7 separate regions of the Homo sapiens genome follow, and all the other regions are linked to region 6. Evidence: chromatin loops called from intact Hi-C (ENCODE). Cell type or tissue: MCF 10A. All regions are shown on one strand.

What was found. Hi-C counts contacts between places; a loop is a spot of excess contacts. Peaks named below come from ENCODE experiments on the same cell type or tissue, not always from the same donor. Only the 100,000 strongest peaks of a DNase experiment are listed, where the experiment ranks them.
Region 1: it touches region 6 in a loop (4-fold over the local background); 10 of 110 quality-filtered maps call a loop at or near these places.
Region 2: a loop joins it to region 6, with 13 times the contacts of the local background. A loop is called at or near these places in 41 of 110 quality-filtered maps.
Region 3: a loop joins it to region 6, with 18 times the contacts of the local background. A loop is called at or near these places in 50 of 110 quality-filtered maps.
Region 4: it touches region 6 in a loop (18-fold over the local background); 88 of 110 quality-filtered maps call a loop at or near these places.
Region 5: a loop joins it to region 6, with 8 times the contacts of the local background. A loop is called at or near these places in 4 of 110 quality-filtered maps.
Region 7: a loop joins it to region 6, with 6 times the contacts of the local background. A loop is called at or near these places in 6 of 110 quality-filtered maps.

The regions. Positions count from the first base shown.
Region 1 is chr5:137,073,674-137,077,673 of GRCh38, reverse strand. All of the region lies in intron 5 of SPOCK1 (SPARC (osteonectin), cwcv and kazal like domains proteoglycan 1), which reads left to right. Among named protein-coding and RNA genes, the nearest start is that of CTB-1I21.1, 340 kb to the right of the region's middle. In MCF 10A, a CTCF peak has its summit at 2,316 (motif pointing left); a DNase peak (open chromatin) is centred at 2,333.
Region 2 is chr5:137,342,714-137,346,713 of GRCh38, reverse strand. All of the region lies in intron 2 of SPOCK1 (SPARC (osteonectin), cwcv and kazal like domains proteoglycan 1), which reads left to right. Among named protein-coding and RNA genes, the nearest start is that of SPOCK1, 150 kb to the left of the region's middle. In MCF 10A, a CTCF peak has its summit at 1,799; a DNase peak (open chromatin) is centred at 1,793.
Region 3 is chr5:136,800,318-136,804,317 of GRCh38, reverse strand. No RefSeq gene overlaps it. Among named protein-coding and RNA genes, the nearest start is that of CTB-1I21.1, 67 kb to the right of the region's middle. In MCF 10A, a CTCF peak has its summit at 1,756 (motif pointing left); no DNase peak of the experiment used is centred here.
Region 4 is chr5:137,319,077-137,323,076 of GRCh38, reverse strand. The region is part of intron 2 of SPOCK1 (SPARC (osteonectin), cwcv and kazal like domains proteoglycan 1); the gene reads left to right. Among named protein-coding and RNA genes, the nearest start is that of SPOCK1, 180 kb to the left of the region's middle. RefSeq lists an enhancer at 2,824-3,323. In MCF 10A, a CTCF peak has its summit at 2,452 (motif pointing left); a DNase peak (open chromatin) is centred at 2,446.
Region 5 is chr5:137,603,852-137,607,851 of GRCh38, reverse strand. No RefSeq gene overlaps it. Among named protein-coding and RNA genes, the nearest start is that of MIR874, 42 kb to the left of the region's middle. In MCF 10A, a CTCF peak has its summit at 2,243; no DNase peak of the experiment used is centred here.
Region 6 is chr5:137,497,687-137,501,686 of GRCh38, reverse strand. SPOCK1 (SPARC (osteonectin), cwcv and kazal like domains proteoglycan 1) reads left to right here and starts at 2,361. Exons shown (of 11, transcript NM_004598.4): 1 at 2,361-2,508; 2 at 3,129-3,314. The coding sequence starts at 3,129. RefSeq lists a silencer at 2,191-2,410. In MCF 10A, a CTCF peak has its summit at 2,271 (motif pointing right); a DNase peak (open chromatin) is centred at 2,346.
Region 7 is chr5:137,218,559-137,222,558 of GRCh38, reverse strand. All of the region lies in intron 3 of SPOCK1 (SPARC (osteonectin), cwcv and kazal like domains proteoglycan 1), which reads left to right. Among named protein-coding and RNA genes, the nearest start is that of SPOCK1, 280 kb to the left of the region's middle. RefSeq lists a silencer at 1,812-1,961. In MCF 10A, a CTCF peak has its summit at 1,927 (motif pointing right); DNase peaks (open chromatin) are centred at 1,908 and 3,888.

The DNA.
Region 1 (4,000 bases), 420 kb after region 6:
GAATAGCTGCAGGCCTTTATGCCTCCAGGAGAGGCTAAGTCTGGCTGCTGTCAGCTTCTGGAACACAGAAGGTGGCCACATCACCTGATTCAGGTCTGTGAGCTGATCAGCTTCACTTCTGTAAGTTGGCTTAGCTAATTGCAACATGTTAAAGTGGCTTTGACTAACATCACTATCACTAGTGACAAGTCACAGTTGACAAGCAAGGGTTGTATTTGGCTGACTCCATTTCTTCCCTGCCGGTCAGCACCACACAGCCGCCAGCAGGGCACCTCCTGTTCTCTCTCCCTTTCCCGAGCTCTGGCATAATTTCTGTCTCCTCTCTGTCCTCCTAGGATTCCTGTAAAGGCTTTGCCAAACCCCTCACTGTTGTAGAAGTCTGTGAGTCATTACACATAGCACTGGACTAGGGAGAAGTGAAGGGGTTGAATTAAAAATTAAATCTGCGGGGGCCGGGCGCGGTGGCTCACGCCTGTAATCCCAGCACTTTGGGAGGACGAGGCGGGTGGATCACGAGGTCAGGAGATCGAGACCATCCTGGCTAACACGGTGAAACCCCGTCTCTACTAAAAATACAAAAAAATTAGCCAGGCGTGGTGGTGGGCGCCTGTAGTCCCAGCTACTTAGGAGGGTGAGGCAGGAGAATGGCATGAACCCAGGAGGCGGAGCTTGCAGTGAGCTGAGATCATGCCACTGCACTCCAGCCTGGGCAACAGAGCGAGACTCTGTCTCAAAAAAAAAAATTTTAAATCTGCTACTTACTCACCTTGTGTCCCCGAGGCAGTTATTTGCTTTCTCTAGTTTCAGTTTCTTCATCTATAGAATGAATGTATTAACACCTGCTCTTAATCTATAGAATGAATGTATTAACACCTGCTCTCACATAGGGTTACATAAGATATATCCCATAAATAAACAAAAAATGTATAAGACACAGATGGTCCCTGACTTACAATGGTTCAACTGAAAATGGTATGACTTTAAGATGGTGCAAAGGAGATATGAATTTACTAGAAACTGTACTTTGGCTACCCGTCAACCATTCTTTTTTTTTTTTTTTTTTTTTACTTTCAGTCCAGTATTCAATAAATTACATGAGATATCCTACTTTTTATTATTAAATAGGCTTTATCTTAGATAATTTTGCCCCACTGTAGACTAATGTGAGTGTTCTGAGTACACTGAAGGTAGGCTAGGCTAAGCTATGATGTTTGTTGGTTAGACATATTAAATGCACTTTCAATCTCTGATTATTTTTACCTTAAGATGGGTTTATTGAAATGTAACCCCATAGTAAGTTCAGGAGCACCTGTACTTGTGATATGCTAGGCTCTAGTCAAAGATACTATTTCCTTCAAGAAGTAGATATGTAAACAGATAAGCACTGTCCAGTGGTGAGTGCAATGAGAGAATTGTCCTGGGGCACAGAGGCAGGAGCCTCAGAAAAGCTTTCCTGGAGGAAAGGCACTGGAGCCCCGTTCGGAAGAGGGGAGGGCTGCAGCTGGCCCAACTGTGGGCCTTCACTGAGAGCCCTTCGGGTCTGGGCTCTCTGCTGCATCCAGGCCTTGCATGGTGAGGCTGTGCATGGTCCCACCTCTCTGATGTACAGCAGGTTGTCCTCCCTCCATGGGGCCAGCCATCTCCTAGAGAGGATGACAGGCCCAGGAACTTCAAGTCCTTCCTCATCTGCACTATTCTCCGAAATCCCAGTTAAGTAAAAAATCCCACAGAAATTTAAAATGTCAAAATAGTGTCCAGTCCTAACAAAATCCCAGGCAGAGGAGATAACAGGGAAAATGTCCAGAAGTGAGAACAGTGGAGGTGAGCCAAGGCAGTTCCCCTTGTGTGCAGTTTGGGAGCTTAAAGCAGGGGCCAGGAGCCTGCTGGGGGTGGGCCTGCACGTGCAGGTCAGGGCTGCACTCCTCTCCACGGTGCCGGCCACTCTTGGTTGCATTGCCTGGAGGACAGCAAGACTCTCCACTGGTTTCGTCACACAGTTTAGAGAAACTATTCAGCCTTGCCTCTAAAACCAAGCCTGTGACAATCTGTACATGAACTGGACTGAAACTTACCTCCTCACTCACTAGAAAAGGGTGTGCTAAATCACTGACAAGATAAACAAGGTAAGAAAATGAGCAAAGCTAATTGCTGATATCAATCAAGAGAATTTTGTGCTTCTGGAAAACCTGGATCACTTGGCCCTTTAACAAATCCTTACTGAAGGTCAGCTCTTTACCAGGTGTAAGCCAGCCTGGATACAGCAGGAAATAGGATCCAGTCCCTGCCCCGAGAGCCGCCCTCTAGCGGGAGCTGCAGGAGGGACAGTAACTGCAACACCTGAGAGTGGCAAGCCACTGGGGAGGGAGGAGCTTAGGGAGGGAAAAGAGGAGTGGTTTCTGGGAAGAGTTCTCCTAGCACCACTGGGCAAAGCAAGTTAAATTTTCTTCCCCTGGCTATTAGTTTAATAATTATTCAATGTACAGAGCATTTAAAGAATAATGCAATGAATGCTGTATACCCGTCATTAAGATTTGACAGTTGTTGCAGTGGCTCACACCTGTAATCCCAGCACTTTGGGAGGATGAGGCGGGCAGATCTATTGAGGTCAGGAGTTCGAAAACAGCCTGGCCAACATGGTGAAACCCGGTCTGTACTAAAAATACAAAAATTAGGTCGGGCGCGGTGACTCACGCCTGTAATCCCAGCACTTTGGGAGGCCGAGGTGGGCTGATCACGAGGTCAGGAGATCGAGACCATCCTGGCTAACACGGTGAAACCCCGTCTCTACTAAAAATACAAAAATTAGTCGGGCGTGGTGGCGGGTGCCTGTAGTCCCAGCTACTCGGGAGGCTGAGAAAGGAGAATGGCCTGAACCTGGGAGGTGGAGCTTGCAGTGAGCCGAGTTTGCGCCACTGCACTCCAGCCTGGGTGACAGAGCGAGACTCCATCTCAACAACAACAACAACAACAACAACAACAAAATACAAAAATTAGCAGGGCATGGTGGCAGGTGCCTGTAATCCCAGCTACTAGGGAGGCTGAGGCAGGAGAATTGCTTGAACCTGGGAGGCGGAGGTTGCAGTGAGCTGAAATCATGTCACTGCACTCCAGCCTGGGCAATAAGAGCGAAACTCAGTCTCAAAACACAAACAAAACAAAAAGATTTGGCAGTCGTTAGTATTTTGGCACATTTGTGTACTCTTGCTTTCTGTATATACATACGTACTTTCCCCTGAACTAGTTAGAAGTAATTTGCAGCATTGTGACACCTCACCCCTAAGAAAAGGGGTGTTCTCTTATATAACCACCTTAACCTTAGTAGGTATTATGCCTGTAAGAACATTCCATAATATCACCTAGCATATAGTTCACATTAACATCACAGAAATTCTTCCCCAAATGTTTGTATAATAATGTGTTTTGTATAATAATTATTAGTCAAGGTTCTGTTAACTTTCACTCATTTCATTTGTTTCCGATTTTTAATTTATTTTAATTAGAAATGATTACTCTAGTATGATAATCCACCTGCCCCAGGTTTGTTTGGTTTGCTTTTAGAGTTCAGACTGTTATAAAATGTCCTCAATTTTGGATTTGTCTGTTTCCTAATGCATAGAGTCGGGTTCAACCTTTTTAATACAGTGCCTCACAGGTGCTACTGTGTATTTTCTTTTGTTGCATATTAGGAGGCACATGCCAGCCTGTCCCGCCGCCAGTGGTATTAGCTTGGACCCTTGGTCCCTTTGTTAAGGGGTGACTGCCGTTTGTTTTATTGAAAGTGTGCATTTTCTTCTTTGTGTAATAATAACACTATAAGGAGACATTTTAAGACTGTGTGAATGTTTCATTCTCTAATAACTTTCACCCAAAATTTTTAGCAAATATTAAATGGTCCTTTTCTGACTCAATTAATTACATGAGGAGTTTCAAAATGGTGACTTTCTAACTCTAGCCTTTCTTTTAAATTTTGTAGCTGCTATTCTCTTGTAAAAAAAAAAAG
Region 2 (4,000 bases), 150 kb after region 6:
GGGAGAACGTTGGTAGAAGGAGGCAAGCCTCGGAGGAGAATTGTCTGGAAAACCATGTTTCCCTGTTTGTTTCTTTTAAATTTGAATGTACCTCCTGTTTATATGGCGCTTTACAGTTCAGGCATCATTTTCGTAACTGCCACCTCATTTGCATTCCTCCTGTTCACCCTCTGTGCAGCTTTAGAAAAGGCTGTGCATTCACAGCTCAATGTTAATCAAGGGCTGATTATCTCGGTCTTTTTCTCCTCCCTGTTCTGACTTCCTGCCTTTTGACTTGGGAGTTATAGCTGGAAGCAGGTTGGGGTCAGACAATGCAGAGTTGAGTCAAATAAATCCTATCCATTTAAATTAGCCATTCAGGATAAAGGATGGGTGGAGGAGGGGTGCAGGGAAGGAGGGGGAGCAAACTCCTGTTCTGTGACCCCAGCTTCCAGGTGCCCAGCTCATGAGGGCAGGAGGGGCCCACAAGGAAATGCAACTTCCCGGTCTTCCTGGGCTTCTCATTCTTTGGGGTCTATTCTGTTGTGTGCTGGGAGAGGAAGCCAAAGGGCATCTGATGCAGGAGAAAGGAGAGTTGAGGCCTTAACAGAATTGCCTCTTGAGAGGGAGCCTGTGCAAAGGAAGACAGGGGCTTTGGGTGGGACAGACCTGAGTTTGAACCCTGACTCAGCTACTCAGCCCCATGGCCTTGGGCAGCTGCTTCGCTTTTCCGAATCTATTTTGTCTGATAAGATGGCAGTGATGAGCCCTGTCACACAGGTGTCTGAGGCCCAGATGAGGCAGAGATCAGTGCTCTTTGGTGCCTGCAGTGTCTGCTGGAGTGCCTGCAGTAATGCTGAGACATGTGTGTCTATCTGGTAGCCTTCTCTTCCCTGCCTTTTTAGAGATGAGGCTTCCTTAAGATCTGGGAGGGCATCATGCTGTAAGTAATTTCTATATAGAGTGTTAGGGGCCTCAACCTTAATGTGTAAAATACTCAACCTGCAGTTTGTTACACATTCCTGGGCTCAGCCCCTAGAGAGAGTGATTGGTCTGGAATGGCTCCCAGTTGATTTTTTATAGGGACCACATTTTGGGAAAGTTTTGGAATAGAGCCAGAGCTAAAGAGCCACTTAGACCAGGGTGTTTGCTAAAAATACAGATGGTCAGCCCTGCTCCAGAACAACTGTGTGGGACTCTTCAGAGGGAAAGCCTGTATTTTGACCAAGCCCTAGGTGATTCTTGGATAGAGCAAATTTGGTTAACACTGAAGTATGGAATCCAGGTAATGCCCATCTCTGCAGGAGGAGTATTTACTGCAAGAGGTGCAAGCAGCTGGGGATATGTTTCAGAGGCAGACACAGGCTCACCCCATAAACAGGAAGAGCTCATCAGGGAAGGGATTCTGAAGTGCTCACTATTGGGACTGAGTGGGCACAGCATTGCAAGGTCTCAAATTCTAGAAACTGGTCGTTTAAAGGCAGTCATATTCTTTGCTAAAATGAGGCTATGGGACTGGATGACTTTAGTCCTTCCAGCTCTGAAATCACTTGGCTCCAAACAATTCCATACAAGTTACATTAGGCAGAGATGAATATTTGTTAGAAGGGTGCCCCTAACGTCTGGTGTTTGCATTCTTTTTAAATATTGATCTATATTGTGTGAGTTTATTCACTTTCTATATTTAGTCCATGTTTCTACTTACCTGTGATTGTATTTTCGTGGAGAAGTAGAGCGTGTGTGGTTCTTTGAGACTCTGCCTAAGAACCTTCTATAAAGCTTTTGTTACCCAAGCTAACAGCACTGCTGCCTGGTGGTAGCTTTTGGAATTGCAAGCCCATCATTTTGGAAATACAGGAAACACTTGCATCAAAATCCCTTGGGGAATGGGGAACAGTCTTTGTTTTTTTAAAAAATGGCAAATTCCCATTTCAGACCAACTGAAACAATCTCTGTCGGTAGAATCCAGAAACCTGCGTTTATACTAAATACTTTATGTGAAACCTTATGCCCAATGTTGTTTAAAACCATTGCTTGACAGCAGGGTTTCTCAACCTTGGTAGTATTGGCTTTTGGACTGGAAAATTCCCTGTTGCAGGCAGTTGTCCTGCACAGTATAGGTTGGTTAACAGCATCCCTGACCTCTACCCACTAAATGTCAGTGGCACCGCCCCCTCCCCATTTGTGAACATCAGAATTATCTCCAGACATTGGCAAATGTCCCCTAGGGGGCAAAATCACTTTTGCTTAAGAACTGCTGCCCTGAGGTGTGCTGTGAACATCTAGCCCACTTCAATGACAGCAAGTGCCACAGGGTCACTAAAAGTTAAGATGTGACACCTGTCTTCACAGAAGGTTATTCACGCAAATGTGAAATGACTTCGGACTTGTAAGTAGAATAAAACGTTCTGGCTTTATGACCTTTGTTTTGATTTTTAAATAGTCATCAGGGAAAGTCATACAGGATGGACTTTAATTAAGGACTCCCCACACTTGAGCATGGGCCATGCTGTGCCTTTCTCAGGCAGCTATTTTGGCTCAGACTCCTGGTGCATGGGAGCCTCTTGGGAGGGATCAAGAGAGAGAAGTGTAACTTCTTTTCTCCCAGAATCTCTTTGCGATAATTAAATTCTATTAGGTTTTTCCATTGTGGGAAGGGGCTGTTTATTGTGTCAATTATATTTTTGTACAGAAAACTTATTCCCAAAAGGTTATAGACAATACTCACTGTGGGGAAAAGAGTTCACTGGGCATTCCTGTGGACCCTAGCCTGGTTAAATGAAACTTGCTGATCCTGTTCTATGATGGGGAGCTGAAGTCTCCTGTATGGCACCTGGTATGGGTTTCCCAGAGGTGACCTCTTGGACTTAACACTTCCACTGGAAGTCAGTTAACTGGGGGAATGTCAGTAGCCCCCAGCACCTTACAGGCTTTCTGATATTCTCATGCTGAAACAGAGTGCCCCACACAGGAATAGCCAAACACCAGGGAACATGTTGCAGGATGAATCCTTGGGTATTGTAGAAGGGATTGACTTCTTGTTCCCTAAAAGTAGAGGGTTGGGATTGACCCTAAGGAGGAACTGTGTGAATATGCTTCCTGTTGGATCTGGGATTTCATACAACGGGGCTGAGAGGCTGAGCTTCACAGGTGGCTGTGATGGTTGCTAGAGTTGAGGCAGCTGAGTGGGTTGGAAGCAGTGAGGTGCTTGATTTCTGCAAGGCTCTTCCACAGGTCCTCTGTACAGCCCTGGGGAAGCGTCTGCCCTTCTTGGGGCCCTTCTTCCACTGTTGAATGGGAGTGTTGAGCTTGGACATCTCCAGGGCACTGAAAGTGGCATCACTGTGTGGATGGACCTTGTGGGGAGAAGAGCTGGCCTATGCACCTCTTCTGCTCTGGGTGAGCCTAGACAAGAGGGTCCTCAGTAGGGAAGGAAAGGAAATGATATATGGTTTTTGACCTCAGTCTAACTCATTGTCCCCTCCTGAAGGTCTGCAGGTCTAGCTAGTCTCTGCATCAGCATGAACACTGGAGAGGGGACAGCCAAACCCTCCCAGACCTCCCCTTTGTGACTGAGGCCCCTGTGGCTTACTCTGACACCTGTGGGAGTGGATAAGTGTCGGGATGTACTTGCACTTGATTGAAGGCCTTCTGCTCAAAGACAGTCACCCAGCAGCCTTCTGATGCCTGAAAGCCTGCTTTGGGAATACAGTTCTTTTGGTTTAACACTTGATCTGGCATCAGATCATTTATCTAGCATTAGTCATTACATTTTGGTGTGAATGAGGTTCAGCTCATTTCCTGAGATCAGATTTCACTGGGAAAGGAGAATATAGATATTGTACTTCTGAAAGGGTCAGGTAAGAACAAAGAGTGGAACAAAGAGCCAGGAGGAACAAAAAGGGCACCGAACTTGGAGACCAGAACAGACAAAATAAGTTTCTACTCTCCGGTGTTGCCAAAGGGCAAGGTTCTCTGACTCCTTCCTCAACCACAGGTAATTTTCTGTGAATAACTGAGC
Region 3 (4,000 bases), 700 kb after region 6:
TGGGACTATGGGCACATGCCACCATGCCTGCCTAATTTTTGCATGTTTTTGTAAATATGGGGTTTTGCCATGTTGCCCATGCTGGTCTCAAACTCCTGAGCTCAAGTGATCCAACCCACCTCGGCCTCCTAAACTGCTGGAATTACAGAGTGAGCCATGGCATCTGGCCCCCTCTCACATATTGATATCTATTATCTGTATCTGTGTGTGTGCATGTGTGTGTGCGTGTGTGTGTGTGTGTGTGTGTCCTATTGGTTCTGTTTCTTTGGAGAACCTTGACTGATACAAGTGATTATATCTGGAGATTTGGGAAAAAATATCCTAGAAAGGTGACCTGCTAGCTGGGTTTTAAAGAGTGAGAGGGATTGGTAGGTTGAGTAAAATAATGAATAAACTCTTATGCAGAAAAAAGAGTAGGTATAAAACTTTGGTGATATTAAAGAGCAGAGCACATTTGGGGGAAGGCATCTTAGTTCATTTTGTGCTGCTATAGCAGAATATTTGAGACTGGATATTTTATAAATGACAGAAGTATATTTCTTACAATTCTAGAGACTAGGAAGTCCAAGATCATGCCATTGGCAGGTTCAGTCTCTGGTTCCAAGATGGTATTAGGTTGCTGCAAAAGTGATTGCAGTTTTTGCCATTGGAAGAAAGGACAAAAACCACAATTACTTTTGCACCAAACTCATACCTTGTTGCCGTGTCTGCTGAAGGGGAGGAACATTGCGTTCTCACATAGCAGAAGATCAAAAGAGAGTGAATTTACTTCTTTAAGAGCTTCTTATGGTGGCATTAATTATTCATGAGGGCTCTGCCCTCATATCTAAACACCACCAATTAGGTCCCACCTCCCAACACTGTTGCATTGGGGATTAATTTTCCTACATGTGAATTTGTGGGGACATATTCAGACCACAGCAGAAGGCAAGAAGTTCAGTGTGACTGGAGCACAGTATTACGAGGGGATGCAGGAAGCATGGCATAATATGAAGCTGGAAAGTGGGTAGAAGCTTCATTTTGAAGGTAGTATAAGGTATGTGAAGGCTTTTATCTTCTAGAGGGTGGTGAACCACTGGTGAGCTTTGAGAAGGGATGTGAAAGGATCCAACTTTTACCTTAGAAAGTTCATACAGAATGTAGTATGCAGAGTGAGGGTGAGTTGGGTATGGAGATGTGACAATGGGGGAAGGAACCCTGATCAGAACACTATGGCCATGGTCCAGACAAGAAAGAAGCTCAGATCACAACAAGGGATAGATGACTTCAGAGAACACAAACATTCTCCTTTCAGCTAAAACTATAATATATCAACATCATCCAAAGAACAAAATGTAAAAATGTTGAGAAGTTGTTTCTAATCTTTTCTGATAGGCTCAACTCTATTAAACTCTAAAAGGAAATTTTGCATTTCGCTCTATTTCCCCATTTGCATTTTATTGTTGTCTGCAGTAGTGAGAACTATACTAGAAAATATCTGCAGTGGTTTCCACCTAAAACAGCTTAACATCTTACTTTATTATGGCTCCCTTTTCATTTTGAAACAAGTTGGTCTGTGTGGATAAATCCGCCAAATAGAGAACCCCAGTGAGTCCCACTGGAAAACAGTTCTCTATGCCAGACACCAGTTTAATATTCCTTCAGTGGAAGGTGTCTCTCTGAGGGAAACCATATAAAAAATTGTTAGCCTCCTCTTGAGACCATTTCTGTTTTGTTTCTGAAACAAATTATGGGCCAGCAGTGCCCTCACCTGGCATCTTGAAATTATAGAGTGACATTCCTATTTTCAAGCACGGAGGAGGATTTTTACAGAAATAAGCCATTGGTAATATTAGTTCTCTCTCCTTGAAGACCCAAACTAATGAGTTACTTGGGGCCACAAGTTGTGGCTGAAATGGGGATCAAGAAGAAGCCTATTTTTCCATGGTCAATGTTAAGGAAGCAATTGAAGTATTCAGCAAAACAAACAAACAAACCTGAATTTGTTGTCTGAAGCTGAGTTCAAATGTCAGCATTGCTTCTCACCTACGCTGTGACCCTGGCAGGTCATTTTCCTTTTGCTCACCTTATGGAACCCTTGTAAGCATTAGATGCAAGAATGTATCTAAAAGCATCTGTAAATGGCAAATGTTCAATTTATGTCATATAAAAACCTGAAATTTCCCTAAAGGACTGTAATCGATACAAATTTTCTAGCAAGAAAAAAGAATCTGCTAGCAAATACCAAGAACTATAAATGTGTATGGGCCTTTCAAGCCAGTAACTACACTTTTAGAACTTATCATAGGAAAATTAAGTGAAATGTATAAAATGTTGTTTGCACAAAAGATGTTCATTATGGTGATATGTATAATAAAGTTTGGAAGTAATCTCAATGTGAATATCCAAGAAACTAGGGAAATGGTTAAATTGACTTGCTATATCTATGCCACATGTTGATGCTGCCATTTAAAAACAAAGTTTCAAGAAAATTTTAATTATATAAAAATACGATGTTAGAAGAATGGGCTGTATATTATATCAACTATAAGAGATGTAAATAAAAACAAATAGAAAAAGTATTTGAAATAAAAAATTAGATGATATCAGGTAATGGTAAGGATATGGGGAAAATGGGTACTTTCACATATTTCTAATAGAAGTGAAAATTTGAAACACGTTGGACAGCCTTTTAAATTTGTTAAAGTAAAAAAATATATAAATGCCTATGATATAAAAAGTTCCATCTGAGCACAAAAATGTGCATAAAGATATTCACCAACATCTTGTTATAACAGTGAAAAATTGGAAACAACTTGCTTGTCCACCCATATTGAAATGATTAAATGAATTACGATATGTGTGTTTGGACAGATCAGGTGATTCTGTGGGAGCAAACAACATCCAAGTCACGATGCCTTAAAAAAAGCAATAAAAAATTTCTCACACTGTAGTGTGAGTAAAAGTAACTCAACACATTTCAGCTGGGGCTCAGCTCCATCATCCTTAAGATGCAGACAGAACTGCACTGTCCCACATGGTAGCTACTAGCCACATGGAGCTATTGAGCCCTTGAAATGTGTCTAGTCTGAATTGATAAACACTGTAAGTGTAAGTTATATACCGGATTTTAAAGGCTGAGTATAAAAGTGTAAAATATTTATTTAATAGTTTTTCGTGTTGATTGCATGTTGAAATGATAATAGTTTGGGTATACTGGGTAAATGAAATACATTATTAAAATTAATTTTGCCTGTGTTTAACTTTTTTTAAATGTGACTTACGGAATATTTAAAATTAGATAACAGCTTAGATTATATTTTTTACTAGGCAGTGCTGGTCGAGAACACCACTAGTCTCAACAGCAAGTGAAAAGAGAAAGATGAAGCATGTGTCAGCTCTTAAAGCTTTTGCCTGGGAGTGACATATGGGACATGGGTTTATATCTCCTTGACCAAAGGCAATCATACTGGCAACCTGAGTTTAGTAGAGTGGGATGCTCCCATCCTACTATGTGCCCAGAGAGAGAGAGAGAGAGAGAGAGAGAGAGAGAGAGAGAGAGAACTAGGACATTGGAGAACAGCCCTCCTATCAACCACACTGTGGAATGCCACACAGGGGATTAAAATAATGTCAGGTCTCTACATGCTGATGTGAAAAGAGTCCAAGACAAATTGTTGAGTAAAAAAGCAAGTTCTTTAACAATACGTATTGTATCACACTGTTTACAAAACACATGCCCACACAGGCAGAACAAAATTGCACCTATTATGAGGACATATATTATACAGGTAACAAACTAGGAAAATGTCTGGAAGACATACACTAAACGTAAAACAATGCTTACCTCTTTGTAGGGGAGAGGTTGCTTTATCTTTAATGTTCGAATATCATACAATGAAAGCAAAGTGTGTTTGGGCAGTTTGGGCTGGATATCTTCTGTTTGCCCCTCTAGTTGGACTCTTTACACTCCCTGACCCTGTCCTATGCCCAGGGGTGTAGGCTGCATAAATGGGCTGCA
Region 4 (4,000 bases), 180 kb after region 6:
CTAATGAGAGGTGATTAGGCCATGAGAATGGAGTGAATGAAATAACAGTTATTGCACGAGTGGGTTTGTTATAAAAGGGAGAGTTCATCTTCCTTTTACTCTCTCTCTCTTGCTCTTCTACCATGTGATTCCTTTCACCATGATTCCTTTTACCACGTTATGACATAGCAAGAAGGTCCTTACTAGATGCTGGCCCCTCAGTGTTGGACTTGCCAGCCTCCAGAACTGTGAGAAAATAAATTCCTGTTTATTATAAATTGTCCAGTCTCAGGTTTCCTGTGATACTAAAATGGACTAAAATGCACTTTGTTTTCTGCCTGTCTCTTAGTGTTTTTGTTCCTTTTTTCCTCTTTTGATTTTTTTTTTGGTAAGGATATGCTTTGATTCCTTTCTCATTTTCATTTATGTATCTTATGTAGGTTTTTTGTGGTTACATGGGGCTTATTTTACAGTTGTAATATCTATTTTAAGCTGATATCAGCTTAGCTTCAGTCACATACAAAAATTCTACTCTTTGACTTCTCCCCTCTGTTTTGTTATTGTCACAAATTACATCTTTTGTATTGTGTATCCATTAACATACCTTTATAGTTATTTTTGTATTTTTGTCTTTTAACTTCTATGCCAGAATTAAGTGATTTACCTACCATTGTTAGAGTATTACAATATTCTGTATTTGTAATATTTATATATTTACCTTTACCAGTGAGTTTTGTGTGTGTGTGTGTTTTTTTTTTTTTCCTTGAGACAGCATCTCACTCTGATGCCCAGGCTGGAGTGCAGTGGCACAATCATGGCTGACTGCAGCCTCGACTTCTTGGGCTCAGGTTATTCTCTTACCTCAGTCTCCTGAGTAGCTGGGACTACAGGTTTTGTGCCAACATGCCTGGCTAATTTTTGTATTTTTTAGTAAGAATGGGGTTTTGCTATGTTGCCCAGGCTGGTCTCGAACTCCTGGGTTCACTGCCTGCCTCAGCCAATGAGCTTAATACTTATATATGCTTTTATGTTGCTGACCAGTGTTTTTTAGCATTCTTTCTTTTCAACTTGAAGGACTCCATTTAGCTTTTCTTATAAGGCGGGTCTAGTGGTGATAAATTTTATCAGCTTTTGTTTATCTAGGAAAGCCTTTAATTTTTCTTAATTTTTGAAAAACACAGACACACAAATCTGGATTGACAGTTTTCTTTTTCTTTTTTTTTTCTTTTTGACAGAGTCTCACTTTGTTGCCCAGGCTAGGGCATGATGTTGGCTCACTGCAACCTCTGCCACTGGGGTTCAAGCAATTCTCCTGCCTGACCCTCCTGAGTAGCTGGGATTACAGTCACCTGCTACCATGCCTGGCTAATTTTGTTGTATTTTTTTAGTAGAGATAGGATTTCACCATCTTGGATAAGCTCGTCTTGAACTCCTGACCTCGTGATCCACCTGCCTCGGCCTCCCAAAGTGCTGGGATTACAGGCGTGAACCACCGCCCTGGCCCTTTTTTTTCTTTTTTAATCACTTTGAATATATCATCCTACTCTGTTTTGGCCTGCAAAGTTTCTGCTGATATATACACTGATAGTCTCATGGAGACTCCTTTGTATGTGATGAGTTACTTTTTTCTTGCTTTCAAAATTCTCTCTTTGTCTAACCTTTGACAGCTTGATTATAATGTATCTCAGTGTGGACTTTTTTGGGTATGTTCTGATTGAGATCTATTTGGCTTCTTGGATTTGGATGTTCATTTCCTTTACCAGAGCCATTATTATTTCATACAAGCTTTCTGCCCCTTTGTCTGTCTTTCCTTCTTCTGGAATACCTATAATATACCTATTGGTCTCTGTGGTGTCCCATAGTAGGTCCTTTAGGCTTTCTTCACTTTTTTTTTTTTTTTCTGGTTGGTGTTTCTATGACTGAATAATTTCCAATGACCTGTCTCTGAGTGTGCTGATTCTGTGTTGCTTAAACAGTTCTGCTCTTGAATTATTCTAGTGAAATTTCCAACTCAGTTTTTGTGTTCTTCAGGTCACAAATTTCTTTGGTTAAAAAATACTCTTTTTCATTTTACAGACACTCTCATTTGTTTATACACAATTTTCCTGAGCTTGTTAAGCATCTTTATGGTGGCTATTTTGAATTGTTTATGAGATAATTCATATAACTCTTTTTCTTTAGGACCAATTTCTGGATATTTATTTTGTAACTTTGACTGGGCTGTGTTTCCCCATTACTTTGTGAGCCTTATAATTTTGTGTTGGGATTTGCACATTTGAAAACACAACCACTTTCCCCAGTCCTTATGGTTTTTCTTATAGGGAAAGACCTTCAGCAATCAGCCCAGCTAGAGATTCCAAGCGTCTCTTAACCTTTTGGGGAGAGAAATCTTTTCTAGGCTTGTGTGTGTAATTTCCCATTTAGAGAGATTTGCTGGTCTCTTTTTCAGGCGCTTGTAGCCTCTTGCTCCCTCTGGTGTCTGTATGAGGTATTTCAGGTTTTCTGGCGCTTTTTCTGGCATTGAGCTCTTTTCTGTTCTCTGGCTCCCAGGTATCCAAAGTTTTCTAAGTCTGTCAGCACTCTAAGTCAGGCAAAACAGAAACCACTCCTTCTAGCAGCCCTTGAAAAGCCAGAACACAATATATACATTCCACCCTTCCTTTCCCTCCCAGTGGAGAAGCCATGAGTTGGGTGCTTTCTGAAAATTGTGGCAAGCTGTGCTGGTGTCTCTGTGTGATACTACAAGTTCTCTGGTGCTGCCACAAGCTTCTGAGCTCTCTTTTGTTCTCTGTGGATACCAGGCATCCAAGGTATGTCAGTTTCCCATCAGCACTCTGAATCAGGCAGGACAGAAACCAGTCCCTTGGGCAGTTTCCTGAAAAGCTGGAACATTGGAAGTGTTTCAATTTCTTCAATTTCCCTCCCAAGGGAGAATCCACAAGTTGGACTCTTCTTTTTGATCATGAGCTGTGCTGGCTTGGGAGAAGGATTGATGCAGTTGGAATAAAATAGCTTTTTGTTACCCATTTCAATGTAGCTGTTCTTGATTTTGAGTTGCCTGGGGTACTGTGACTTCCTAACTGAATTCTGGAGTTCTCATAAAGGCTTTTTGGATCATGTGTTGTTTTTTTTTTTTTTTTTTTTTTGAGACGGAGTCTCGCTCTGTCGCCCAGGCCGGACTGCGGACTGCAGTGGCGCAATCTCGGCTCACTGCAAGCTCCGCTTCCCGGGTTCACGCCATTCTCCTGCCTCAGCCTCCCGAGTAGCTGGGACTACAGGCGCCCGCCACCGCGCCTGGCTAATTTTTTGTATTTTTAGTAGAGACGGGGTTTCACCTTGTTAGCCAGGATGGTCTCGATCTCCTGACCTCATGATCCACCCGCCTCGGCCTCCCAAAGTGCTGGGATTACAGGCGTGAGCCACCGCGCCCGGCCTCATGTGTTGTTGTTAAAGCTGGTGTTTCTGTTGTGAAGTGAGCTCTCGGGTTTCCTATTCTACTGTCTTGCTGATGCTACTTAAATAAGAAGGATAGTTTTATGGCATTGCATAAAAGTGTATCCTAGCATCACTCTACTGAAAACATAACTAGTTTTATCATTGATGCCTTCCAAGAAACCATTTACAAGTATTAAAAGGACTTGCTCTTGGAGAGATGTCAATCTGTTACTTATAGTGAACAATAAGCATATTGGAAAAATGTGTTAGATGAAAGAAAGGGGTAATGAATGGTTTTAAATTAATAGATCTTTCACCTAAAGCTAGCCATGGAGCATTGCTTGTAAATCAATTAAAGGCCAAAGGAAATATTCATCATTGAATTATATGGGTTTTTACCTAGAAGAATTTCCCTCAAAATGCAATTTCCCTGGAAATCTGTGAATCCTCAGTTCTCTGATGAGAGGCAGCTTAAAATTCAGCTGGGTAGTTTCTGTGATGTCTCAAACAGGCTCCATAACCTTCATGATATATAGTCTTGGAATTTGTGTGTGCCTCCTCTTTTCTCTGAGGGCAGAGATTGGAC
Region 5 (4,000 bases), 110 kb before region 6:
ACCCTCGCTGCAAATGTGTCTGGAAATGTGGTTTTTAGCTTTCTAGCTTCTTGGTAATAGAAGCGGGGTAGAATGCTTGTGGAACTATCCGTCCTCGTTGTTTGCCACATTCCTCCCATGTGGCTGCTCAACTTCCGTACACACCCTTCTTCCCATGCGCCTAAACAACCATGGCAAGAACTGGCTCCTTTCTAACCTGTTACAGCTATCCTCTGTGAAAATTAAAACGTGCTTACCCTTCTTCCACGATGGGAAAGCTTCAAATGTCATCAGTCACTGCATCTCTAGGTGGCATTATCCCTCCTCTAGTTTAGAGACAATTCTTCCTTAATATCATATAACCTGAAGCCTAAATGTGAAATTAACAACCACAGTGTATACTATGCATAACCACAGTATACAACCACAGTATATACTATGCAAAGTAGAAAAAAGGAGAGAAAGGGGAATTGAGGTCTGTGTGTATGTGTATTGTATAACATGCATATATACTCACATATCTGTTAGTTTTTGTGGTATAACAAAGTGCTCCAAAACTTACTGGCTTGAAGCAATCACTATTGATTATTTCTCACTATTCTGAGGATTGACTGGGCAGTTCTCTTGGTCTGATGTGGCTCGGTTGATCTCTGCTGGGCTTGCTCATGCATCTGTATTCAGCCAGCAGGTCAGCTAACGGCTGGATGATGTAGGATCACTCAAATATCTGGTGGTGGGCCGGTTATTGGAGAGGGTATCATCTCATCTTCCAGCAGGTTCGCTCAGGCTTTTTCACATGGCAGTCTTGGGGTCAAGTCCCAATGTGCAAACACTTTTAGAGCCTTTGTTTATGTTGCATTTGCTACTGTCCCATTGGCTGAAGCAAGCCACATGGCCAGCCCAGACTCAAGGTATGGAGAAAAAGACTCCATCTTTCATTGGGAGGTAAAGAATTAATGGCCATCTTAACCATCTACCACAATATATGTGTACAACAAGACAGACCATATTTGGGGCCATCAAATAAGTCTCAATAAATTTAAAAAAGCTGAAGTCATGCTGAATGCTTTCTCTGACCACAGTGGAATTAAACTGGAAATCAATAGCAACAGTATATCTGGAAAAAAAAACACAAATATTTGGAAATTAAACCAAAGTCCTCATGAAGGTTTGGGGAGGGTGACAGGGACCTGTCTTCACTTTTCCTTATCCCCATCTGGTCTTAATTTTTTCACAAGGATGGCAAAGAGTTAGGAAATTTGTCAGATAATGGTTCTTTATTCTCTCAGGCAAAACCCGTTGCCACATTTGCTGATTAAAAACATTTTTTTCGCTTGAACAGGGGAGGCAGATGTTGTGGTGAGCTGAGATTGCACCACTGCACTCCATCCTGGGCAACAGAGTAAGACTCTGTCTCAAAAAAAAAAAAAAGTTTTTTCTTCTAAGGACTGCCTTGATCAAAGTGGCTATTTGTTAAGATGACTTTCATCATATTCCAATTGTCCAAACTCTGTTTTCCATCTCCTCCTGATTGGCTCTAAGCATTGGGCCATCCTCCTCCTGACTGCAGTGTTTCTCCTCAGGCCACCCTCTTTGCTGTCACAACTGTTAAGCAGAATGTGGTCATTATTACTGGTTTTCCTAAGTGTCTGGAGAACTGGCATAGACTCTACTGATATAAAAAAATGTATCAAGAAGCCTCTGGTACCCTATTCCGAGCCTAAGGCACACATCACTCACTAATCAGCGATGGCACTGGCTTACTGACCCCTGCAAGACAAGGCACCAGGCTGCCCCTGCCAGTCAGTTGGAGTTGGCACCAGGGATGAAACTTATTTGCCCTTTCAGTTTTAAGCACTTGCCCTTGGGTTTTTCTGTCTAGTGCAAATACGATATATTGTACTGATGTTCCAGATGTCGGAGGCTGAGGTTTGAAGTTTTATATACTAGGAATATGCTGCAACTGTTAAAAGTGTAGAAATTGACTACATGCAACAGAAACAAGTTATGGCTCTTTCCTCCAACCCCCATCCCTGTAACAGTGTAAAATTTGCAATTTTTTTCAAGTTGGAAATTAAAAAAGAAATACCCCGTGTAGTGTTATGTGAGCAGACTTAACATTAAGCCATCTGTGCCCCTCGAGCTGTCTTCCTCCTTTATTTCCAGATCTTAGGGACATACTAGAAGCTTTTTTGCCTTCCTGTGAAGAGGATCTCAAAGATTTTCACAGTCAGTTCTGCCCTGTAGCACAGGAAAATACCTTACTTGCACACCAGAGGCCCCTGTTTGATTTAGAAGTACAAATAGCTTAACAGCTACCAGCTCTCGAATTTCTTCCGTGTGCCAGGCACTCCCCTGAATAATTTATCTGCACCAGCTCACTTACTCTTCATAACAGTCCTGAGCACCTGGCATTAGCATCCCCATAGTGCTCATGATGAAATGGCTCAGAATGGTCAAGTAACTTGCCCAAAATTGCATGCTAGTAAAAAACGGAGGTAGGATTGGAATCCAGGTCTGTGTGGCATCAAAACCTTGATTAATCCTCTCCTTGGTCTCTCCCTCAGGGGATGTGATGCTCTTTGTTTTGGGGCTTATAGGCTCCTCTGCCTTTTTCCTGCTTTCTCCCTATGTTTTACTTGCACTAAATCAAATGCTTTTCCATCTCAATCCCAATCTCTCTTCAGCACCCTCCACGCCCCCCACCTGCTGCCCGCCTCTGCTAGTCTGCAAAGGCTAGGCATGTCTTAGGTAGGAACAACATATTTCATCCCAGGCACGCAGCTTAAAACGCAGGAGTCGTGGAGCAGATAAATTTGCCTGAGAAGTAAGCAAATGTCCCTTCTGGAGAGCAGAATTTGAAAGAGGCAGGGAGCTCAGCAGAGCAGGGGAGGAATGGGCATGGGAGAGCTGGGATCTGCAAAGTCACTAACCTCACCAGCTTCAGGCCTTAGACTGAGAGATTTATTCATTGTTTACCCACCGGGCTCTGGGTATCCCTTGACGACTAAGACCTGCCTCTAGGAGTCACATGCAGAGTGGGGAGAAAGTCAGGTACACACGGAAGCCTGCAGCTGCTGGAGAGTGCGGAGCTGGCATGTGAGGAAAGAGACTTCTCTTTGGGGCTGCATCCTTTTGGTGCCGGGTCATACTGAAGCTTCAGGTCATACTCTGCATCTTTTCTCACTGCTCTCTGTTTGGCTAGTTGCAAAGACCAACACCCCCTTCCCCTATCCCTTTTGAGGCTCAGATAAATTATTAAATATCAGGTAGTAAGTGCTACTCACTGCCTGGTTAGAAGCTGCCCATCACAACCCAAATCCTGCAAGCCAGGGAGTCTGTGTTCCTGATTTTTGGTTTAGAACCCACACTGAGCACTCCTGTTTGTTTTCTGTGTCTGCAGTGTCTTACTATTCATGGAAACATTTTACCTGAGGGTCTGGCCCTTGGGTGCCAATAGCTGTACTTTGGTTTCAACTGCTTTGGACGAAGAGGCATCACCTCATGTTGCTCCCAAAATCACTGTGATATGTCCCTGTGTTTTAGGTCGGACTATCTCAAATATATCCTTAAATATAAAGAAAAAATATCTCCAGCCTTTTCGCATGTTGTGCTGGGACAGAAATGTAATTTTCTTTGGAGGAACCTTGGTGATGATTTGCCCAAATCCCTGGCCTGGCAGAATTTGGTTCTGGAGGCATCCTGTCAGCTGTCTCTCTCCTTCCCCTGCAAGTTCCACCTCCTGCCTTTCTCTGCCTTCAGCCCTCTGGGATCCAACACACATAGATTTGCCTCTGGGTCTATTCCATGTGCAGACACCAAACCAAATGGGAAAGCTTCACCCCACCTAACTGGACCCTACTGGGGAAGAGAAATAAGTGCTGTTGTTTCTCATGATCCTGGTGATCTGATTCCCTTGAGGCCCCTGAGAGAGGTTGGTTTTGACTTCTTAGGTGTTGACCAGGCTCTTTCTGTTAATGTTAGACCTTGGGACTTAATATTAGCACATAATATTAGACCT
Region 6 (4,000 bases):
ACATAGAGTAAGTGATATCAGTTGAGCTTACAGCCAGAGAAGCACTGTGTTCTCAAAGACAGCATCACTGCAGGTGCTGGCCTGGTCCACAGGTGTAGCAAGAGTCTCTGAAGAAGTGAGGATGAATAAGCAGAGAGCAGAATTAATGAGACTTGTGCTGGGACTGGGTATGGACAGCAGCCCAGGCAGAAGTGAATACCCAGGAGTGGAGGGAGCCCATTTCCACTGGGGTCAGGGCCAGCCCGTCCAGAAGGTCAGAGGAGGAGAGAGTGGGGTGAGAGGCGGGGTCCAGATGTGCGGGGCCTGGGGGCTCCAGCCAGGAGATTGGTCTTTATCAGGAAAGCATTGTGAAGAATTTTGTGTTGAGGGGAGAGGGGTGATGGGATGGTCAGACTTGTTCTGAAAGAGCGCTCAGGTGTCTGGGGAATGGGGTGTAGTTGTACAGAGAAAGGTGACAGGCCAGTATCACTTGTATACAGGCAGGGGAAGACATTAAGTCCCTTCCAGCCCTATTTCACCAAACATTGCTGGTATTTGGAAACGGGGTGGGGGATGGGGCAGGACCAGACTTCTGCTTCTCAGTGTTCTGTCCCTGTAGCCTGATCTGTTTTTCCTCTCTCCCCTCCCTCCCATCTAGGGGAACTCAACAGGTTAGTGCTGGGGCCGGTTCTCAAGGGGCAGGACAGTGGTAAGCATGGCATAGGGCATGGGAGTGCAGAGATGCAGGTGGGTGCATGACTTGGGATGGGCAGTGCAGATATTCACTTATCCAGGGAATGGCAGGACGGTGGTTATCAAACTTTGCCATGCATAAAAAACGCCTCGGGAGCTCATTAAAAGTGCAGACTTGGAAGCTTTCCTAAGGAATGCTGACTCAGCAAGTGGGGCGGTGGGGCAGGAATCATTTTTAGGAAGTTCGCTTCTCTCTCCACCCAGGTGATTTTGATCTAGATAACCCGACGGCCTTCCTTTTGAGAATGCCTCCATGCTGGCCTGCGTCTTGGCCTCATATCCTCAGTCCCCTCTTCTGTCTCGCACCAGCCTGGGCCTGAAAGCTGATTTTAGCCCTGCATTAAGATGTGAATGACCCAGGACATAGGCGTGGGCAAGGACTTCATGTCCAAAACACCAAAAGCAATGGCAACAAAAGCCAAAATTGACAAATGGGATCTAATTAAACTAAAGAGCTTCTGCACAGCAAAAGAAACTACCATCAGAGTGAACAGGCAACCTACAACATGGGAGAAAATTTTCGCAACCTACTCATCTGACAAAGGGCTAATATCCAGAATCTACAATGAACTCAAACAAATTTACAAGAAAAAAACAAACAACCCCATCAAAAAGTGGGCGAAGGACATGAACAGACACTTCTCAAAAGAAGACATTTATGCAGCCAAAAAATACATGAAAAAATGCTCATCATCACTGGCCATCAGAGCAATGCAAATCAAAACCACTATGAGATATCATCTCACACCAGTTAGAATGGCAATCATTAAAAAGTCAGGAAACAACAGGTGCTGGAGAGGATGTGGAGAAATAGGAACACTTTTACACTGTTGGTGGGACTGTAAACTAGTTCAACCATTGTGGAAGTCAGTGTGGCGATTCCTCAGGGATCTAGAACTAGAAATACCATTTGACCCAGCCATCCCATTACTGGGTATATACCCAAAGGACTATAAATCATGCTGCTATAAAGCCACATGCACACGTATGTGTATTGCGGCATTATTCACAATAGCAAAGACTTGGAACCAACCCAAATGTCCATCAATGATAGACTGGATTAAGAAAATGTGGCACATATACACCATGGAATACTATGCAGCCATAAAAAAGGATGAGTTCATGTCCTTTGTAGGGACGTGGATGAAATTGGAAACCATCATTCTCAGTAAACTATCGCAAGAACAAAAAACCAAACACCGCATATTCTCACTCATAGGTGGGAATTGAACAATGAGATCACATGGACACAGGAAGGGGAATATCACACTCTGGGGACTGTGGTGGGGTGGGGGGAGTGGGGAGGGATAGCATTGGGAGATATACCTAATGCTAGATGACGAGTTAGTGGGTGCAGCGCACCAGCATGGCACATGTATACATATGTAACTAACCTGCACAATGTGCACATGTACCCTAAAACTTAAAGTATAATTAAAAAAAAAAATAGAAGTAAATTAAAAAAAAAAAAAAAAAAAAAAAAGATGTGAATGACCACGTTCCGGGCTGGGGCGGCCGGGCTGTCGGGCAGGCAGCGCGCGGCCACCAGGGGGCGCCAGAGCCTTGGCTCGCGCGCTCGGCCTCCTCCGCCCGCGGACGCCGCGCCCGAGCCAGCGAGCGAGCAGAGCACATCGCTGCGGGCTCACAAAGCGGCCAGACGCTCGGCGGCGGCGTGTGGCAGGAGCGCAGGGGCGCGAGCCGGCGATCAGCCTTCCCGGCGACCGTGCCGCGGGAGCTCGAGCAACTCGGACTAGGGGACCCGGGCCGGCCCCCAAGGTACGTGCCCAGAGGAACCCCGCGCCCCAACTTGGAGTAGTTGGGACCTCCCCGCGGCCGCCTAGGGGGCTGGCAGGGTCAGGGCCTGGGGTTACCTCCGCGCGCCTTTCTTACCCCCGAGACCTCAGGGCGCTCAAGGGAGACCTTTCCCTTAGCTGTCGCCGGGGACCCCCAGCTGCTGGCAGCCCCCACCCCGCTTGCCGGAGCTCGGGTGCTGCTGGAGCCCTGTTCTCCCCTCTCCTGCCCCAAAGCCGTGTGCACCGCACCGTCTGTGGGAGTGCGGCGTGCGGACCCGGGCTCCCCGCTTCTGGGGAGGGGTACCAAGCCCCTGATAGGAGGGCGGCATCTGTGGGGCACTCGGAGAATAGACGAGACGGGTCCCCTGTAGTTGGACGGCAGCCTCGGATTCGTGACGCAGCCTCCTCGTTCGTAGATGAGTCCCCCATTCGTGAGAGGGGTCCCTGGGTCTAGAGGCGCGACAGGCGCCCCAGGTGCGCGAGCGCTGCCCGTGCCCGCCGCGGGGTCCCCGCCTCCGGGCTGGGGCGCTGGGACGCCTGGGTGCCCGGGGCTCGCGGCCGCCCGCCCTCTTCGCTCATCGCCCTGCGCGCCCTGCCCCGCAGATGCCGGCGATCGCGGTGTTGGCGGCGGCCGCCGCGGCGTGGTGCTTCCTCCAAGTCGAGAGCCGGCACCTGGACGCGCTCGCCGGAGGCGCGGGCCCCAACCACGGCAATTTCCTAGACAATGACCAGTGGCTGAGCACCGTCTCCCAGTACGACCGGGACAAGTACTGGAACCGCTTTCGAGACGTGAGTACCGGCGCCACCCGGCCCTGGGGGGCGCGGAGCCTCTCGGAGGGGACCCCTGAAGCGGGGTTGGGGTGTGTGTGTGTGTGTGTGTGTGTGTGTGTGTGTGGTTGGGAGGGGGACAGGTGGGCATCTCCCGCGGGGGCTGGTCGGTCCCAGCTTCCTGGGTGCGGTCTTGCCTGAAAGGAACTTTAAAGAGAACTTCGAAGGCTCCATGCGCTTGCCTGTTACCTGTGGCCCAGGTGTGTGTATTCGTAGGGCTGCGGGAGGTGACTGCACTAAAATACAGCACAGATCACCAGTAGCTGTGGAGAAAGAGGTTCTCTGAGCTTCCGACTTCTCCTAACCGTGATGGTAGACTTTCCCTAGCTCCGGAGAAAACCTCCCCGGGGCAGCGGTGGCGTGGACCATCTCTGGGGTGTGTCAGGAGAATCCCTACTGGAGAGGTTGGGTCTGGGAGTGGTCCAAGCTATTTATGGGGGAGCTATTTATGGGAGTCAGGTGTTGCATGTGTGTGTGTGTGTGTGTTGAGGGAGGCGGTCATGGCAATGGGCCTGATAAAATACAGGGGAGGTGGGGTGGTTTGACCCTCGGAATCTTGAAACAGGAACAACTAGCCCGTGCAGTTGGTCCCCTGCCCTGAAAGGGACCCTGGGTGGCAGAGCATTGCTCCTCCGTGGGAGCCCTGG
Region 7 (4,000 bases), 280 kb after region 6:
AAGGGGGTCTCCCTCTTATAGTTGTATTAAATCTGTGCTCTTCTTTTAAGAGTCTGATTATCCAGGAGAGGTAATGCTTTAATTGAGGGTCTTATTTAAACCTATAGATAATTATCCCTGATGATCTATGTATACACAGAAAGCAAATGTACAAATTTACTAAATGCTCTTATTAGCTACTGGTGTTAGCCTTTGTTCCCACTTAAGCTCTGATACTGAAACTGAACTGTTTGGTGACAGAGCCCCTGAGAGTATTTTGCTTGGCCTTACCCAAAGAGAGGTTCCCCCCACCTACTCTGAAGTGGGGGCGGGAATCAAATAGAAGCACTTAAACAGATCTTCTTAGTGTACTCTGGATTTGCCCAGGCAGCCTGTGTGTTTTTAGATCCCTTGATACTCTGCAGCTGCTTTGTCCTCTCTCCTGATGGCGTATGTATGTGACATGATAAAAGCCAGAGTTTTGAGTACCTTAAATAAAACAAGAAAACTCGAGGCTTCATGCTGTCCTCTGTGATGGGAATAGTAATAAAAGCATGACAATTGGTGTGTTAAAGAAGCCAGATACCAGGAAGACCTTTTCAGATGGAGTCTGATCAAGGCTTTCTCATCAGACAGAAACAAACCCAGTGCCTGAGCCCTGTGGAGGGTGGGCGCTGCTTCCCTGAGATGCTGTGGGAGGAATAACTGGTTGTGTACATTCCCAGAAGGAGAAGTATTCATTCATCATTTTCATTATTGCCTTGTTTCTCCACAGAAATATTTCAGATGCTAATTTTCTTGGAAGAGAAGATTGACATTCACACTTACTTTTATTTTAACAATTAAAGAAAAATAATGAATATTCATGCCAAGAAAATGAACTTAGTTACAGTCTAAACACATATCATAATGAATGGTTCTGATATTTGGACCCTCATGGCTGTAATAATACAGTTAAGTTCCTAAAATTGGAATCTATTGTCATCTCAGTCATTGACTGAAACTGAAAATATCTCATCGAAGATGTTGTGTAAAGGTCTCGGTTATTAGGAATTTCATGCTGTTTTCGACACCCGGAGATGAGGCAACCACCCTCATAACATATAGATCTGTTGAATTTTTTATTTGCTTTGTTGGGACAGATTCCTTGAAACAAGACCTCTGTGTGTCATATATATTGCCTTGTAATAATTTTCATTTTAGGGGGGTTAGGAGTGCTGTCTCTTCGAGTGCTTTTTTGCAGCTGGATGCACATGGCAGTTTCTGAAATGGGCCTGGACTTTTATAACATGAAGCCATGTGCTTTTCTTAGTAACTATAACTCATTGGTCATTTACCTTAGGATGGACAGACATTTAAAAGATGGAATTTTTGGAAGGTGCCAAAATCAGACATTTAAAATGGAAATTTCCAAGGCAACAGGCTATTTAGAGGAAACTTGTGAATCCTTTTAAAATTGGAATGCCTCCCCCATTTATGTTTCTACATAGATATTTGGGTTTTTATATTCCAGTTTTTCTCAAAGTGAGACACACCTATTTAAGCAGATATATTTCTGCTGGCCACGTTTCTGTGGCTGTTGGCTTACTGTGCTGGAGTGTTAAATGAGTGATTCTAAGAATAATTGCAAAGATGCTTTGAAAACATGGATATAAAGTCACACATCTTAATAAAAGTTGGGGGACTTTTTCACTAGACTTTCTTTAGAATGTTAACATTTTCTGCTCTGGAACCATGTGTGTGCCCGAGAAAGGCTGAGGATTCAGTATGGAGACTAGCAACCTTCACTTATTCACTCACTCACCTACCTATTCGCTGACACAGCCTCTTAGTGACCATTTGCTCAGTGCCTGCTGAGCAGTGATTCCTATCTAAGGTGCTGACGAAACAGATGACTGTGACTCAGTCCTTGTCCTTAGTGTCCTCACTGTTTAGAGAAACCCAACAATTACACTAGAGGGCAGTGGAGTTCATAGTGGTTAGGAGACTAGACTCAGGAGTCAGACCTGGGTGATGTGGGCCAAATTATTACATCCTATGTGATGTGGTTTGTTCCTCTATAAAGTGGGGTAAAATACAAACAACCTCACAGGGCTCTTTGAGGATTAAGTAATCTAAATCCATGTAAAGTACAGTTCCTTGCGTGTGATAATACTTAGAAAATGATGATCCATTCATGGCTTCACAGCCAGGTGCTATAGAGAGTGACTCAAAATGCATCCTGGGGGGCACTGCCAGGCAGGGCGACTCAAGTGAAAGGATTAGTTATGTACATGCCCCCCAAAATGAGAGAAGGTTGTTTTCTTTTTCCACAGATTTAACCAAAATGGTGCTTTTGGAAATGAGGAGTTGTCAATATGGGATGTGGAGGACATGATTTTGAGGTCATTTGATTTTGTTCTGCACTGCTCTGTCTCTGTGCTCCCCATCTTCCTCCCTCTGAAACATGGGTTCTTGTTGCTCTATCTAGAAACACCACCCTCCTGGGTCAGGAGATGCAACTGACCCCCACTAGATGGAGGGCATGGTGTCTAGATACCCTGGGCTATTCTTTCAGAATCTACTTCTGGGGCAGATGGAGTACTGGATGGGTTGCCCAGGGCTTAGAGACTAGATCAAGAGAATCCTGAAGGCCATGGCTCTAGAAAGGTTCACATTTTCTAATTACTTCTTCAGGACCTGCTCACTCTAAGGAGGCAAAGCAGCTCTAAAAGACACCATGGAGGCCCTATAAAATCATCATGTCTCTCCAGGAAAAATAGCCACCTAGGTTATCTTCAGTGAAGTAGACTAGGGGCCCAGCCAGGGCCAAGACCTCAGCTTCCTAAGCACTCAACACAGCCTGGACAGACATATGTTCAGTGAATACTTTGATCATGATGAGCTCTAGAACATTGGGCAAAGGCACTATGCCAGTTATTGTTTCTTCACACATCTGTGTGTTTTCTGGCAATAAGGTATACTTTCTCATGAAATTTGACCTGGAGTTTTGTTTGGTGGTATTTTGAGCTTCTATTCATTTGGAGAAAAAAAGGCATGATTCTTAATTGCTGTAATTTTACCTTCATGAATTCAGAAATGCGAGTCCTGGAATAATGAATCCCCTTTTATAAAGAAACATATTTGCAGCAATGCCAATTCCTGGCTCATTAGGCCCATTCTAGCAGCGGAGATGTCTGGCTTTCCCCAGGGCAGGACCTGCTAAGTGTTGGGATACTCTTACTTTTTCCAATCCCTCTGCCTCCACTGAACTCCACCTCTCACAAGGAAGAGTTAACATTTAATGAAAGGATCTTTTGACACCCACTGCCAGAATCCTGCTTACTTACCACTCTGCAAATAATTTTAAATGAGTGATTTTTGTCATCTTAGCATCATTAATTCAGGTTCACACAAAGAACACAGTGTATTTGTGTAAAAGGCTACTAGACAAATTAAGAGGGTGATGCTAGCATTTCCTGTGTGCAGATTTGGCAGCCGTCATCTATTTGGAGAGATTCCAGGTGAGATCCTAGGGAAGAGAGCTTTGTATAAAACAGGTTTCTTCTCATATGCCTCCTTAAGGTTCCCCCTTGCAGGTCTTACAACAAAGGAGTGCCTTGGTGGGGACCCTGCATTTTGTCTGTCCCACTTCAGCCTGCTTGGAGCCAGCCTGGGCACTGCTTTTTTCCTTGTTGATGATTTTCTTTCATATCACCATGCCGCCTCTGCCCAGGTACCTGGCAGCTAGTTACCTTTGGTGGTATTGTCTGGTATGGTGGTCTGATGAGAAGGAGCTCCTCCTTGGGCAGGTTTGGGACCACCTGTGCTTGTTGTACACCTTAAATGTAGGGGAAGAATCTGACTAGCTACTATAGGACTCAATTCTGGCAGCTTGCTTCTGCTGTGTCTCAGGAATGAGACCAGTGGCTCATTTGTTTGATGTAGCTGAGTCATACAACTTGTCAATTTTCCCAGCAAAGCGTGAATAAAATCTAGTCTTTCCAGAAGGATTAAATAAGTGGCATTGTTGTTCTTTTGC